Linked DNA regions of Mus musculus: region 2 is linked to region 1. Evidence: chromatin loops called from intact Hi-C (ENCODE). Cell type or tissue: heart. All regions are shown on one strand. Region 1 holds the start of Xylt1 (xylosyltransferase 1). Region 2 overlaps Xylt1 (xylosyltransferase 1).

Region 1 (8,000 bases):
ACATTTGTGTTGGGTCTATCACATATCCAGGCATGGTGGGACACATCTGTAATCCCAGCACTGAGGAGGAGGTGAGAGACAGAGTTTTGGAGCTCACTAGTGTGCCAGCCTGGTGGGTCAATGAGCTTCAGGTACAGTGAGAGACCTCACGTCTCTTCTGTCTCTTTAAATCATTTTTTGTCACAGGTGGTATTGGTTATGTAATCATTTCACTTTCCCCAAAGTCTTTGCCCTTTGTTTTGGTAGACGATCATTAGAAATGAAGAGATGGGCTGGAGAGATGGCTCAGCAGTTAAACACACTGGCAGCTCTCCCTGAAGGACTAAGTTCAATTCCCAGCACCCACGTGGCAGTTCAAAATCCACTCTAACTATAGATTCATGTGGTCTGATATCCTCTTCTGTTGTGCAGACACAATACTCATGCATCTTGAAAAGGACAAAAAAGAAGGAAGAGATGTGAGGCTGGAGGATTATTCGGGTTGTAAAGTGCTTACAGTACAAACAAGAGGACCTGAGCTGGATCTCTAGCAGCCCAGTGAAAAGCCAGGGACGGTGGAACACATCTATAATCCCAGCACTGAGGAGGTGGGAATAGACAGATCCTAGAGCCCATCGGTGAGCCAGCCTGCTGGAATCAGTGAGCTTCAGGCTCACTGAGCCTCCCTGTTTCAAAATTTAAGCTTGACAGCGATAGAGGAGGCTTCCCAACATTGATCTTTGGCCTCTACACATGCACACATATGTATACATATATCCAGATGCACACATCCACATGCCTACATTCACATGAACACACACACACAGAGGCAGGGTCAGGGGGAGAATAAAATGGGAAGAGAGATTGTAAAGAAGAATGGATAGGCTGGAGAAACCCCACCCTGCACAGTTATATTGGGGAGGGGCATCCTAGACTCTCTTCACATAGATTTATAGCCCCTCTCATTGCCTGCAGTTCAGAGTAGTCAGGTAGAATCTTATTATAGAGGTAGGCTAAAGAATAGTTTGCATTCTAAGTCACACACACACACACTCACACACACACACACTAACATCAACTTTCTGTGCTAACTCAAATCATTATTTTTTTTTCTGTTAAGAACATGGATCAAAGTTAAACAATTCCCAGAAAATATTAATTTTAAGCCTCAGATGGCCTCCTGTTTAAAGATTAGCAAGCATTTTGCCACCCAACCTTTTAAAGTACTTTCTTTAGTGAATTGATAGCCTTGAGAGAATAGGAAAGTGACTACATACATGCATATATACCTGTGAAATGTCCTACTTCTTAAGTGCTCTGAAACACAAATTTCCCAAGCACGGCCATAGCACGACAAGTGGAAAATTCTAAACCTGCTTCACATGACAGGTCACAGTTAAAATGCAGGCACAAATCAGTACAAAATTACATTTAGGCCATGTATATAAGATTGATCAAGCCAGGTGTGGTTGCACATAGTTGTAATCGCAGGAGGGTCATGATTTTTACATTAGTCTGAGCTAGACAAGTCATCAAGACAAGAAAAAGAAGGACCAGGAGGAGGAGAAACAGGAGGAGCAAAAGAAAGAAATAAGAGTGAGAGAAAGGAGAGTGAGAAAGAAAGAAAGAAAACAATAATTTTGGTTAATTATTTTGTGTGGTTTAATCTTGGGTCCCGCCCTATCTTTTTATTTACATGCTAATATTCCAAAGTATCTTTCACAATCCAAATTTTGAAACACTCCTTCAAAGTATTTCAGATAATGGATATCCAGCCTGTATTTATTATCTTATTATTAAATTAAGTGGCTGCTACTTATCTATTTTATTTAGCATTCCCAGTGTGTGGTAAAGCAGACGATGACATATCTGCAGTGAGATAAATATTGCTCAAAGATACACACTTCTATATACAAAGCCTGCTTTTTTTTTTGTCTGCTTCGATCAGACAAAATAATTCACTGGAAGTGTGGAGGAAACAAATCAGCCGTCAAACGCTCTCTGTTCTCTCTGCAAACATTTGGATTGAAAGAAAAGCTTTGCCTCCAACGCCACTGGAACCCTCTTCCAAAGTCACTGTTAATGTCTGAAAGAGTCCGGAGTTATCTGAGTAATGTGAAGAATGAGGGATCTCTGCTGAAAAAAAAAATCAGCATTTCAAAGGGGTCAGATCATACAAAAACGGCATTCTACTGTACGCGTACAGTAGGCAAGGACATTAAAACATTAGATTTCTTAAAGGAAACTTACTAAGTACCTTGAGTGACGCTGGGACTATGGGGACGTTAGCAAGAGAAACAAAGATACAGGTGTGACACCTACAGCTTTCATTTCTTCCCGAGTCTAAAAAGGCACTTCTGCTGGCTAGTCTTTCTGACAGGCCCCTCACTCCCCACTACTCCCCTTCATCTATGGCTCAGTGCTCTCCCGTTTTATATTCCGAGACCACAGTAAAGTTCATTTCTTACTGAGGCCCAGAGAAAATGCCCCACTACAGAACTCTGCTGTAATCTGCATCAAGCTAATACTTAAATGCTCAGAGATGCTGAGAGGGAAAGGGGGCACTAGCAAACCTTTACAGAGATGCCCATTTCACCACTATCCCTGCACACACCCTCTGATCCTGCTTGCATATCAACATGATCTCTTATGTGTCTCCACTGCCCGGCCACAGGTACAATTTCTGTACCTAGACACTGCTCTCCAAAAATAAAAGGCTCGCAGTTCAGAAGTTGGGAGAGGGGAAAGCAGCCAGGAGAAGCAGATAGGTCTGGATTTGGAAACACTCTAGCCGTAACAGCTGCTTGACACCCATTGCCACGCACCCACTGAAGCCATGACTGTTCACCCAACTCTACTCCAGCCTGCCACAAAGCACAGCACAGAAACGAACATCACTGTCCTAGCATACAATTCCACAGTATTTGCAGAAGCCATCTGGAAAAATATCAGGGAATGTGTGTGTGTGTGTGTGTGTGTGTGTGTTTGTGTGTGTGTGTGAGAGAGAGAGAGAGAGAAAGAGAGAGAGTGTGTTAGTTCTGAATGCCACCCTGAATCCCTTTGCAGCATCATGCATACAGTCAGCCCAGGCAGGGTCCAAAAATGAATGGCAAGTTGTTAGCAGTCTGTGGCTCTCTCAGCCTGTATCCCAAGCTCCAGCTCTGATGGACTTTGGGAACAGCCTGCCCCCTTCTGGTCTCCTTGAGCTCCATGAAAGGGCAGGGCTTGGGGTGGGCACACCTTGAGGAGGACAAACAGACCCCTAGCTCTAGCCATCCTGTGCACACTGCAGCTCCTGGGGCAGGATGTGAGACAGGAGGAAGAGAGGAGAGTGCCGTGCATATGACAAAAAGTCCAGGACCAGCAGGACCGGACAGTTGAGAGCTACCAGGAATGGGAAAGTGAAAGAAAAAAAAAAGCACAAAATGTATTCATATACATATACATTGGAAGCTAAAAAAAATGGAGACATTGGAGGACACTGTCGGGAGGATACACCTAAACCCACAGATAAAAGCAAAATTGCAGACAAGCTCCGCTGCTAGGACTGGGGATCTAAAAACATGGTTTAAAGGGGAAGTGGCACCCCACCCCCGCCCTTCCGATTCCAAACCTGATGTGACTGGGCTAGGACATGAGAGATTACTCCTAGGTGAACACACATGGAGGGGTTGTGCATCACTGCTCAGACCATCGGTGGGGAAAGAAAGAAACCAACTGCTTTTTTCTTTATAATTCTCTCACTGATCTCAACAGGTGGTCTATGTACCCTGAAAGTACCTCCTGAATCCCCTTTGCAAAAGGTACAGTGAGTCCCTCCCATGGTCCCCTCCCCACCCTGCCTGTTTCCACACTGGGCCAGCACTAAGTGCGCCTAGTCCCTCCCACCTCCCAGTAGGTCTCCAATTTTAGGAAGAACATGTAATAGCGTTTTTGTTTTTGTTTTTGTTTTTGTTTTTTGTTTTTTGTTTTTCCAGTTGGAACACATGATCAACTCCAGGAGTTCAAAGGCAGTGAGTGCCTGGGTCCCCTTGGACTTGGGGACATTGAGAATGCTCAGGTTCTCATGCACAAGCATCACTACAGGTGAGGGTAAGACTTCTCCTTGGTAGCTACAGAGCAGCCAAATGCTCTGTCAGATCAAGTCCTGAGACTGCTTTAGCTCACAGACATAAAGAGCTGTGCTCGGGCAACAAGGGTCAAAACAATCCTGAAGAACTTAAGCACATCAGAAAGCACTTCTGACACAGCTGTGTAGCTGTGTCTAGGCAGTCTTCAGCAAGGGCTGCCGGAGTGACAAGCAATAACAAGGACTGTTCCCTTCCTACAGATCCTAGAAACACTCCCCCGGTAGCTACCGTCCTTCAGATGCTGGGCAGTTCTCTGCAGGGAACTGGGATGATGGACAGAGAATCACATGGCATATCACACCAGCCCAAAGACAGACAGACACTCATTCCTACGCAGAGCAGAGACCCTGTACAGTAGTTACGGACTCAGATCTCCTGCCCTCCTAGCTCAGAGAAAGGTGAAACAGATACCCCAAAGAAGTTGGGGATAGAAGAGGAAGACAAGCCGGTGCCCCACCTAGCCAACCAGATGGTACTAATAGAACTGGAAGACAGTTTCAGAGACCTGACTATTCACATCCAAGAAGAGCAAAGCACACTGGGAGGTGTGGTGATAGCGTGGCCAGACAGACAGACAGTAAGTGCAACTGACCACCCATGTCAAGTCAGAGACAGCCAGCTGGAACTAAGGGGCAATACCTGGAGGTGAAGTCAGGGAGGGCAAGAAATGGCAAGGTTAGGGACTGAGGAAGGTGGGGACTGGGGAAGGTGGAGAGAGAAGTAGATTCCCAGAGGGGAAAACAGGACCCAAAGTCAGATCAGGCTTGCAAGACCCAGTGTTGATTTGGGCACCAGGGACATGGTGGAGGACTTAACACACTCATTCTCAGCCCACAGCAAACAGCTCAGACCAAAGAGGCTGCGTGGAGAACTACCCTTGAGCAGCGGCTGAGGATCCGGTCACGATCCGATGCACGTACTCGAGTGGAGAGTGAGGCATCAACGCCCCCACCCAGAGAGCAAGTAGGACGCCCAGAAAGAGTGATAGGAAACAGGACCCCCTAGAAAGCGAGTCTCTTCTGGAGCTCACTTTCCAGACCCCAAGGGGGCGGTCCTCAGACTCCGCACAGAGCAGCGCGGCTCAGTGCACGACCCTGCAGCTGCCCAGGGCAGCCAGGGCAGTCAGAGGCAGCCAGGGCGCAGAGTCCCTTCGGATATCGGGACTTGTGTGGCCAAGACCAATGTGAGGCATGGGTAGGGTCGCCCATCTGTCTCTCTGTCCGCGGGGCTCGAGATCCCCTTCCCAAAGGGCACCTTACCCTCGCCCGGGAGGCTAGTGCCCCGCGGCTGGCAGGCTGCTGTGCGCGGGCTCCTCCGGGGCCGCCTCCCCGTGCTCCTCCTCCGCCGGCTCGGCCTCCAGGTCCTCCGCGGGCTGCGGGCAGATGGGCAGCCAGGTCCCTGCGCTCCCGGCGCGGGGCCGCGGGCTGCTGCTGCTCGGCTGCTCCCGCCGCTGCCCCCGCGCGCCGCTGCTCTCCAGCCCCGGAGTCCAGGCTGCTGAAATTCCACACCACCAGCGTCTGCAGCAGCAGCACCATGAGCGCCGCCAGCAGCGCCGAGTGCGAGCGCCGCGCCAGCCTCCGGGCGCACGGCGCCGCCACCATCTTCCGCGGCGGCCCGGGGCGAGCGGGGTGCCGGGACACCCCGGTGCGCGCTCTATCCCGGGGGCTCCGCGCTCGGGCCCCGCCGACGTCGCCCGGGCTCGCCGCTGCTCCTCCTCCTGCTCCTCTCCTCCACCACCTCCTCCTCCCTTTCCTCCTCTGCCGCCGCCGCCGCCTCCTCCACCGCCGCGGCGCGGAGTTTTCAGACGGGCAGGGACCCGGACGTCACCAGGAGGAGGGGAAGGCGGGAGGCGGGCGCGGGGAGGCCGCGGAGGGGGCGCGGCGCGCGCGCGCGGGGACACGGCTCGGAAGGGAGCTGGCCCCTCGAGATTCCCTTTTCCCTGGGTCAGGGTCCCCAACCCAACCCCCAGGGTTCTAGGGCGGGCGTTAGGGGTACCAGGGCTGGGGAAGGGGCCACTAGGGACGCGGGCCCTGAGCAGAGGGCGGGGCCTGGAGGAGGAGCCGAGGGCAGCGTGGGGAGGAGAAGGTGAGGGAGGGGGTGGAGGCGAAGGAAGCAGACAGACACCCCCCAGAACAGGCGTGGGAACAAGGTACGGGTGCGAAAAGGCCGGTGCAAGGGGTAGAGAGACGGAAAGTGGAGGATAGAAGAGTCAACAGGGCAGCTCAGCTTGCAGAGGTCAGGAAAAGGGAAAGAAGGGTCCTGAGAGTCTGTGTTCCATGTGGCAGAAAACTGGAGGCGGAGTTGCAGGAGGCGCGGAGTTTTCCGTCCCGGCATCTTTGGCTGCACAGAGAGAAAACCTTGGCAGGTGGAGATGGGAGAAAACGTAGGAGTGTCACAGGTCCTGGCTCTTGTGCAGCCTGGGATTCCTGGATCACTGACTGAAACGATGGGGAGGAGGTTCTCAATGACTCGCCGAGGTTAATCAGCACAAGCACTGCGACTTCTGAGTCACCCCCCCCCCCTTCCAGGGCCAACCAAAGATTCAGGGCTCATTGACTCACTTCTCTGGTCCCCAAAGACTCACAATCCAACATCCTCCAAATCCAGTTGGCAAGTGAATGCTTTGGTGGCTAAAGAAGTTTTCCAACCCTCCCTGGCCACAAGCTGAAGTCTCCCTCCCAGCCACAGAGCCTCCCTCCCTTAACGCCCTTCTTACCATCCGCCCTCCTGATGTCTGACTTGCTGTGTGCACTAGATTCAGAGCTGGGTCAGCCCAGCCTTGCTTTATAAGGAGAAGCATTTTCCTGGACTGACTGGTGACCTTGAGCCACCAAGACTGTCCCCCTTGACCTTGTTCTGAGCTCTGTCAGTGAGAGTTTGGAAGGAATAATCTCTCTGAACTCAAACTTCATCCAGCTCTCTCTGACTCAGTCTTATAGACTTCCCCTTTTGATACATAGCATCTATTAATGTCTGCATGTGAATGGGACTGATGTCTACCTATGTCAGTGAGCTGGGGACTTACAGCGAATTCTTGGTCTTTTGTCTCCTGCCCTTTTAAACATCACCCTGGTTTGTAAAGGGAAGCGAGTGGATATGTACAGAATCTATCAGAGAGCAAGGCCAACAGTGGCGAGAAGTGGACCCTTCCATCCACTGCACCAGCATATTAGAGCACTGATGTGTGCCAGATGTGGGATCAGGTACAAGCATCCCAAGGTGACAAAGGGTGCCTCTGATCTACAGTCAGCTAGAAGGCCAGAGAGTCAGGTGTAGGTAGGTATGGAATCTCAGAAGAAAACATGACCATCGTCCCTAGAGAGATTTGCAAAGGAGCCGTGGGTTCATGAGAGTGCTACTGGGATAGCTGTGTCCTCAGCCAACCTGCTACCCTGACAGTCTACAATCTGCTCCAGGGCCCCCTCTAGCTCTGCAGCCAGGGACAGAGGCATTCCCACTTCATCAACAGTGAGACTGTAGAGGAGAGGCAGCTCCCTGGTTCACCAGTCTCCTCTTATCTGCATATCAGTTGGGAATATTTATAGTTTGTGTAATAAAACACCTGGTTTAACAATCTAAAAATAAGCCTTACTGGATTGTAGAACTAGTTATTGCAGAGCACTAACTCCAGGCATGGCTTGATCCAGCAACCTAGAACAACCACTACAGAATTTTCTCTTCCTTTCTCCTCTCTTTCTCCCACAGTGTCTGTTCACACTGGAACATCACAAGAGTCCTAGATTCTGTGACTTAGACTAGCTGTAACTTATTCATCTGCAGTCCAGGATTCTTTTAGAAGATGCAGAGAGCGTTTTCTTACAGAGTAATTTTTAGGTCCTAAGTTACCCCTAAACCAGTCACAAAGCTCAGGAAGTCAGATCAAGGAAATGA
Region 2 (8,000 bases), 79 kb before region 1:
AGCAAAATCTCTCTCTCTCTCTCTCTCTCCCCATCCCCCCCACCCATGCTTGCTGTGAAAATGGACTGAAATACAGTTTGCTAGTCTGGGCTCAGTCTTAGCCCAGAGTGGAAGTCATAGCATCAGCCTTCCTCTGAGGAGCAGTACTGTCACCTTACAAAAGAGTTACGTAGTCCACAAAGAGGCCCTACCATGTAGCAGCCTCAGTCTCTACCCAGTGCAGCCCAGATGAGAGCTCACTCCTGGACTTCTACATGTGGCCTTTCAGTTCTTCCTGCAAGAACATCTGCCAGGAGTGGAAACACAAGCCACACCTCCAGCTTCGCCTTTCATCAGCGATTCCTGGGCACAGGGAGGCAGTATGGATGCGAGCCTCAGGTCTGAAGTTAAGAACAAAAGAAGAGCAAAAGAGAGAATTACAGATGCTCTAGGTATGTAGCTCTATCCCTCGGTGGGGCCTATGAGGGTGTGTGCGCATCTCTCTCTCTCTCTCTCTCTCTCTCTCTCTCTCTCTCTCTCTGTGTGTGTGTGTGTGTGTGTGTGTGTGTGTGTGTGTGCAATATGGGTTTTGAGACAGGGTTTCATGAAGCCCAGGTTGACTCCAAACTTGTTACATAGCCAGGGATGACCTTAAATGTTTGGTAGTCTTGCTTCCATCTTCCAAGTGCTGGCATTTACTGGGATTTGCCACCATGCCTGGTTTGTGCAATGTTTGAGATTGAATCCAGGGCTTCACAGATGTTAGGTAAGCACTAAGTGATCCACAGCCCCAGCTCACCATGCAGGTATTGCTCACTAATTACTTGGTTTCAGAATCTCAATACAGCAAATGAACAGACTTATTACAGATAAATTCTATCTTTTCTGTAAGGTTGACTGAATGTATCCCCCTGCTTTCTGGTGAGTCTGTGTGAGATCCAGGCAAGACGTGCATTTCCTAAGGGCTACCTCCTGTCTGAATCAAAATTCAGTATGGCTGGGAATGTAGCCAACCATAGGTCGCTTGCCTAGCATGTGATCCCTGGGTTTGATCTCCAACGCTGCCAAAACCTCAGCCTGGAATCCAAGTTTCTAGACGTTATGGAGACCCAGATTCATCCTGTTTTGCCAAAACAAATTTCTCAGCCTTCACAGTCTCCCCATTCCCCTTCTTTTCTGCTCTTCTATTACCAGAACATATTTTTGTACCAAAGACACCACATCCCAGCTTTGGAAGACTGATTCAGCTGTGCTTCATGGGTGCAATGTCTCCAAGAGACCACACACAGAAATGCCAACACAAGCCCTGGAGGGAAAAAGAAAAAACAACCAAAAAAACCCAAGAAAATCCCAAAACTCCCCAATAATCCTGAGGGCAGGGAGGAAAGGAAAGAGCTTTGAAGTCCAGGCTGTCCAGGCTCTGGGATGGACAAAGGTTCCTCCCTGGTATGGGAGAGCTGCTGAAAATACATGGGTACTCTGTGGGCCCAAGGAGAAAGATGGTTTTTCTACAGTTGGAGTCTGTGTAGAGGCCAGCACACCTCAGCAAAAGGTCCAACCTGTCTTCCTGAACCCTCTTCCATTTCTTTGTGATATCGATGGTACTGACGATGGTGGTGGTACTGCTGCTGCTGCTTATGACAATTGTCACTTTATTTTTCAGTGCTGAGGATATAATTCAATACCTACTGTATGCTAGGCTAAATTAGGACCTGGTGTATTGTGCTAGTGGACATCTTATTTGATATAGCTCCGTCTCATCCTAGCCCCAGTTACAGTGAAGCCACCCCAGCCCTATGGTGGACATCTTCCCAGCTACCATTCATTCTGTGGTCCTTGAAAGGAACCGCAATCAGCAAGTGACAGCAATAGAAGTAGACGCAACATTTTATTACATCATCAATCCACTCTCACAGAACAGTTGGGAGACAGAAGGTTTCTCCCGGGGCTGGGGAGGTGGCTCCCCTGGTAGAACATTCACTTAGCATGCATCCCTAGCACTGCACAAAACAGGGGCATGCTGGAACATACTACAATCTTAACAGTCGGGAGACACTTGCAGGAGGGTCACAAGGTCAGGTCATCCTTCGCTATATAGCAAGTTTGAGGCCAGACTAGGCTACATAGTTGTCTCTAAGACAGACAGACAGACATTTAGAAAACAAAATGCCCCTAAAGTCTAGACACATGAACAATTCTTTCTATATTTTTACTATGAGGAAGTATTCTTTGTGACATCATTTGTTTATTGGGCTCCACGCTAGAAATATCCTGGGGTATTGTTCCCAATTTAAAGAGGTAGAAATGTGGCTCAGATGGGCATGAGACTTGGTTAAAACCCAAAATGCTGGTTTAACCTTACTACCATTATAGTCATTAAAAAAAGTCAACAATGGAAACCGAGCCAGAATACTTGGGTGCTGGCTGCTTTGGCCTATATGATGAGCAAAGCCTTTTAAAACTAGTCGCAGGCATTTCGATATAGGATGACATCTCCCAATCTTAATGGATGCCTTTTGTTGAGATGTCAGCAGATGTGGCAAAGGCAGCCAGGCCTCAGGGCCACAGTAAGAATCACACAGCTTCTGCCTCTTGGAGATGGACTCTGTGCTGAAGCCAGTTCCGTCCACCTATCTGTGTCCAGGAAGCATCTGAACTTGTGACTCCTCAACCATCAGAGGATGGTTTATCGTACGTCCACATGAAAAACGAACTCCCATGTTGCTGGTGGACAACTTCTCCAGTACACCCCAATCTTGCCCCAGACTCAGAAATGAATTCCCAGGGTACATTTCTTCATGTCCTGTACGTATATGCATGCCATGTAGACTTCACAGGAGAAACAGGTTCTAACGAGACAGAAACAGTCTGAGCATGGTGACAGATGAATAATCAGCCTCTACATTGGGCTTCATGGCGTGTGTGTGTGTGTGTGTGTGTGTGTGTGTGTGTGTGTACTTGTATGTGTGAAGGCCAGAGTTTGATATCAAGTGTCTTCTACAATCGCTCTCACTGAACCTGGAGCTTGCCTATTTGGATAGACTGGTTGCCCAACAAATTCCAGGGATACTACGGTCTCCATCTCAGTGCTGGACAACAGATGCCTATATAATATACACCAGGCTTTTTTCAGGCTGCTGGGCATATGAACTCAGCTACAAGTACTTTATCAATAGAATCATCTACCCTGCTTCATGGTCTTGTCTCATTGGGACTGTGAGTGGGAGGGGGGTCAGGCGGGAGGAGAGGGATGTGGGTCAGGAGGGCAGAGGGAGCAGGCAGGAGTAGGCAGAACAGGAAGAAGTTCCTGGTGTTCTCTGCCTGCTGGCTTCCTGCAGCCACCTCTGCAGCTGCCTGCAGACTGTGGGGCTGTTCACTGGAAGGAAGTGCTCTCATCTCCCACGACAACAGACTTGGCTCAAGGAACCCAAAACGTGCACAGCCCCCAGAGGCAGGAAGACCAAAGAAAGCCCAGTCTGAGACAGTGTGCTGCTCACTGCGCACAAAGCTCCAGCTGGGAGAAAGGGACAGGACAAGGCAAGAGGAAGAGAAGGGAAGGGGGTACAGGGCACCCCAATGTACAATGAACTCCATTCTCCAGTGAATAAGCAACTCTCCTCAACTCCATCTCAATGGCTTTGTTTCTGAACGTTGAATTCTACACCCAGAAAGCCCAACTTGTCAGACCTCCTGCCAAGGTCAAGCAAGAGCCTGAGATCCCCAGGCAAGTTGATAATTGACACCCAGGGTACAACTTCTGTGCTAATTCCTGTTGGGCTGAGCCAAAGCCCACAATGTTCTTCTTTATTTCTGTGCCTTTCTATGCTGGGTGGGAGGGGGATGCCCGCTCACATGTATGCTGTGCTTGGTGTTTCTGCGGGCTCCATTCAGAGGACTAAGTGCTTCCTTCCCCAGAACTTCACTGAGACATCTGCAGGGGAGGGTGCGAAAGAATGGGAGACACAGACCCTAGTTAAAGACTCAGTTTGCATTCACTACACAGTGGGAATTATCCCTAGTGTCCCAGAGCCTCTGTGGGGAGGGCACTTTGGGACTGTGGCTACCAGAGGTTTTGCGGAGTAACAAATGAACTGAGACTGGAGAGCCTCATTCAATTCAGAGGTGCTTTGATCCCCCTGTATGAGGTTTTAGGAGTGAAAGAATGAGATGGAAAGCCAACTTTCACGGAAAGATGCAAAACTGAAGCTCTGGTAACAAGCATCCAGCATCTCCCAAAGGCATTTGCTCTCCTGAACTGAACACCAACCTCCCCTCTCAGAAGAAGGGTGGGCCCAGCTGTTTGCCAATGCACCTATACCAACACAATTTCTTTACTTAGGATACTCTTGTGTGGCATGAATAGGGGGTTTGTGGAAGTGAGAACTGGGGTTCATAATCTCTAGCTTAGTGGGTCTCAAGTCGTGCCTTGTGGAGAAACTGAGCTTAGAGAAAAGCTAGGAACAATGGAAAATGAGTTGGGCATAAAGGAAACTTGCCTACAATGTCCAAGGATGATATAGCCTAAGAATAGCACGTGATATACCCAGGGATACTTGCTTATGAGCAGTCTATATGGCCAGAGATTGAGCATCGCCCATGGTTGCCCTCTCACCCTGAGCCACACATGTCTGGTCTTCAGAGACTGTAGATTCAGCACCGAATGGCACCAACAAAGTGATCATTTCAAAAAAGCCAGCCATATGAACTTCCTGGATGCTCAATGCATACAGAAGTTATGTTCATATGATACTACATTAAGTGTACAATAGCATTATGTCCAAAAGCAGGCACACAAAAAGAATCAGTTGATAAAAATGCTAATGATCGCCGGGATTATTGGTGCCCATGGACTTGCCTAATGGGAGGTTGCCACAGTTCTTCAGTGTGAAAAATCTATAGCACCTATAAAATGCAATAAAGCAAAAATGCAATAGTATGAGATTTGTTGCTACTGTTTAGACAACTTGCCCCATTTTCCCAAAGCTGAGGACTGTTCTCTTTACTTGAATATTTAAGGGAGTCAGCTTGGGACTGGACCACAGAAATCCCTGGATGAATGTTTACTGACTCTGAATGTAGTGGCTCTCAAGCCATGTTACTTTGTAATCCAAAAGGCAGATGGAAGACAGATGCTTAGAACCCAGAATGTATGGCAGGATGGTCCCCTTACTGTAAAGTAAGGAACATTCTCCTCACAAAGAAAAGTTTGTGCAGAAATGGCAGTGAATAACTGGTCAGCTAATATCTATGTTGTGAAAGCAGGAAGGTTATTGTGTACGTGATGCATGACATAGCTAATGAACTAGGTTCTGGATTGACTATATTTCATATATGGATGCCATAAATCTTAAGTATGTTCCCAAAGCCAGGGGTATGCCTCAGTGGGAGAGCACATCTTAACACATCAGATGAATGCTTGGGTTTTGTATCCAGCATCACACATGAAAAAATAAAATGAAATAAAATAAAATAAAACACAGGAATTTGTTCACAGTCTGTTCCATCCTAAAAACTAGAAGATCTCCACATCTCCTATTTTATCACACTTCTCAAACTTTTCTGAATCACCCCACTCCTGGTACTAGTATCCAGTGGTTATTTAGGTAGGAAGGTAGAAAGTGGCCAGCATCAGGTTCCCCCAAGCCAACTTTGATTTCTAAGAGAAACAGAGGAGGAGATGAGTAAGAGAAAAAGCATTCCATATTTCACTTCTACACTTTGCATTTATAATCAATTACGCAGACACAGCTTTAAATTCCGAAAGGGGGGTGGGGGGAACAGTACAGTGGCTCTGATCTCACCTGCTAACTGTGTTTACATGCTAACAGCGTTTCTCAGGGACAATTATCTTATTACTAGTTTGCTAATCTTTTCAATCTTTCCAACACAGTTTACAGCTGCAGACTTCAAAAATTAAAGCTAATTAAGACCCTGCTTTCGGCAGGTAGCATAAACTGCTCACACATTTTAACAGAGTAAGATAAAATCTATTTGGAAAGAGAGGGTGAGGGGGCACAATGTCAAAAGTAGAGAGAAGAAGCCTCAGTCAATGTGTAGGTTCTAAGGCTAGGACAATATTCCCTCAGCACGCTCAAGGATTCTCCCAGAAAGATCTCCTACAGATCCCAAATCATCAGAGGCTCGGGCTCCTCCTGTCAAATAGACAAGCACTTGAGTATAACATGAGAGCTCCCCCCTATTTGTGCTAAGTAATCTCTTGTTCAATCATAATGGCTAAAACAATGCAAATGCTGTGTAAATAGTCCACAAACCCTGTTAGAGAATGATGACCTTAAAAAACTGTGTGTCTCTATCTCCCCAGGCAAGCACCACCACCAAGCTGTTTGAATAGTCAGACTATTTCATGAGCAGCCACATTAAATAAGCATGCAGGTTAGCCATCGCTATCCAGTAGAGAAGGATGGGGTAGGCATGTAGATATGTGGAAGTACCCGTGTGTGTGCACATGTGTGTGAGGAGGTGCATAAGTATGGGTAGGTCAGAGGTTGGCCATAGGTACCTGTCTCCAAGTCACTGGGGCTTTCTGGCCACCAGCTTAGCCCAGATTCAGTGAGATATCCTGTCTCAGAGGCATAAGGTAGATAGCAATGGGACAGGGCACGCAGTGTCCTCTGGTTTCTGCACATGCATGCATTCATGGATAATCATGCACACACACACACACACACACACACACAAACACACACACACAGAGAGAGAGAGAGAGAGAGAGAGAGAGAGAGACAGGGACAGAGACAGAGAAACAGAGAGACGAGGCAGAGAGAGAGAGAGAGAGAGAGAGAGAGAGAGAGAGAGAGAGAGAGAGAGAGAGAGAGAGAGATGGGGGAGCGTGTATGTACAGACACAATGGCAATATTCACTAAGGTTTTTGCACAGTCAGAGCTAAGGCTCCTCTGATCAGCCACTCAGTGAGACACCATGCTGGAGATTTTAAGGCAAATTTCCAATAATTTCTATTTTCCATTTAGAGGGATCATCACAGTTTCCACAGAGCGGAAGCCAAGAGGTTGCGCCCACACAGCAAGCTTTACAAATTATTCAGTCCTCCATATTGTTATGGACGATGAGAAAATCAAGAAGGGACATCTGACAGAATATTAAAGTCTGGTAAAATACCTTTCTTCTGTCTAAAATGAAAAGACTACAAAAAAAATCAATCTAGGTTAGATAAAGGTCAATTTGCAGCTTGGGAAAATGACACGGACATTTGCGGGCTGTGAGAAATGAAGACTGGGCTGCAGCTGGAGCTCAGAACAAGAGCTTGTGCCCAGTATGCTCAGGGCCATGGGTTCGATCCCTGGAAGGAGAGAAGAGAGGAGTGGAGAGAGGAGGAGAGGAAAGAGAAGGGGAAAGAACAAGAGTCCCAGCTTTCAAGACCCAACAAAATATATGAACATCTAAAATACCATTCTGTCAATGCCACCCATCACACATTTCCGCTCCATTGTTCGGTGTCTTATGTAGAATGGACCCAGGACACCTCAGTTCACTGTCTCATCAACTTCCTGTCCCAAAGACATCCAAACCCCCTGAAGTCCCCAAGACTCAAGCATATGACATACTGTCTGTCTGAGCCACCCGATGCTTGTTAGTTGTGTACACTTGCTCATCCCAGTTCACACTGGGTCCATGCAGCTCAGAAGGTGTATTGTCAGTATACAGCTCTGGATCTACCTGCTGAGTTCCAAATGAGGAAAATAGCTCTTTCCTTGATGAGTTTGAGCATGCAGGAGCTGCAAGAAGCCCAGAGACCAGTGACCCACTCTACAGATGAAGAACTGAGGTTCAGCAGGACAAAGAGGGTGCCTGACATAGGGCTATGCTTTCTCATCTTGGCCTCTTGCCATGGGAGAGGTATAGTGAGTCAAACATGAATTCATTCCTGTCCGCAGCTGATGGTGTCAATGAGTGCTCTTTTGCTCAAACTCACCTTGTGTGTGTATGTATAAGCATGTATGTAGGTATGCTAGTGTGTGTGTGTGTGTGTGTGTGTGCGCGCG

Evidence for each region. Peaks named below come from ENCODE experiments on the same cell type or tissue, not always from the same donor. Only the 100,000 strongest peaks of a DNase experiment are listed, where the experiment ranks them.
Region 2: it touches region 1 in a loop (2.4-fold over the local background); 12 of 42 quality-filtered maps call a loop at or near these places.

Annotation. Positions count from the first base shown.
Region 1 is chr7:117,378,889-117,386,888 of GRCm38, reverse strand. It overlaps Xylt1 (xylosyltransferase 1), which reads right to left and starts at 5,910. Exons shown (of 12, transcript NM_175645.3): 1 at 5,369-5,910. The coding sequence starts at 5,710. In heart, a CTCF peak has its summit at 3,178 (motif pointing left); DNase peaks (open chromatin) are centred at 3,208, 5,908 and 6,698; H3K4me3 peaks cover 2,756 bases; H3K27ac peaks cover 2,161 bases; H3K27me3 peaks cover 249 bases.
Region 2 is chr7:117,458,168-117,466,167 of GRCm38, reverse strand. All of the region lies in intron 1 of Xylt1 (xylosyltransferase 1), which reads right to left. Among named protein-coding and RNA genes, the nearest start is that of Xylt1, 81 kb to the right of the region's middle. In heart, a CTCF peak has its summit at 3,419; a DNase peak (open chromatin) is centred at 3,387; H3K27ac peaks cover 312 bases.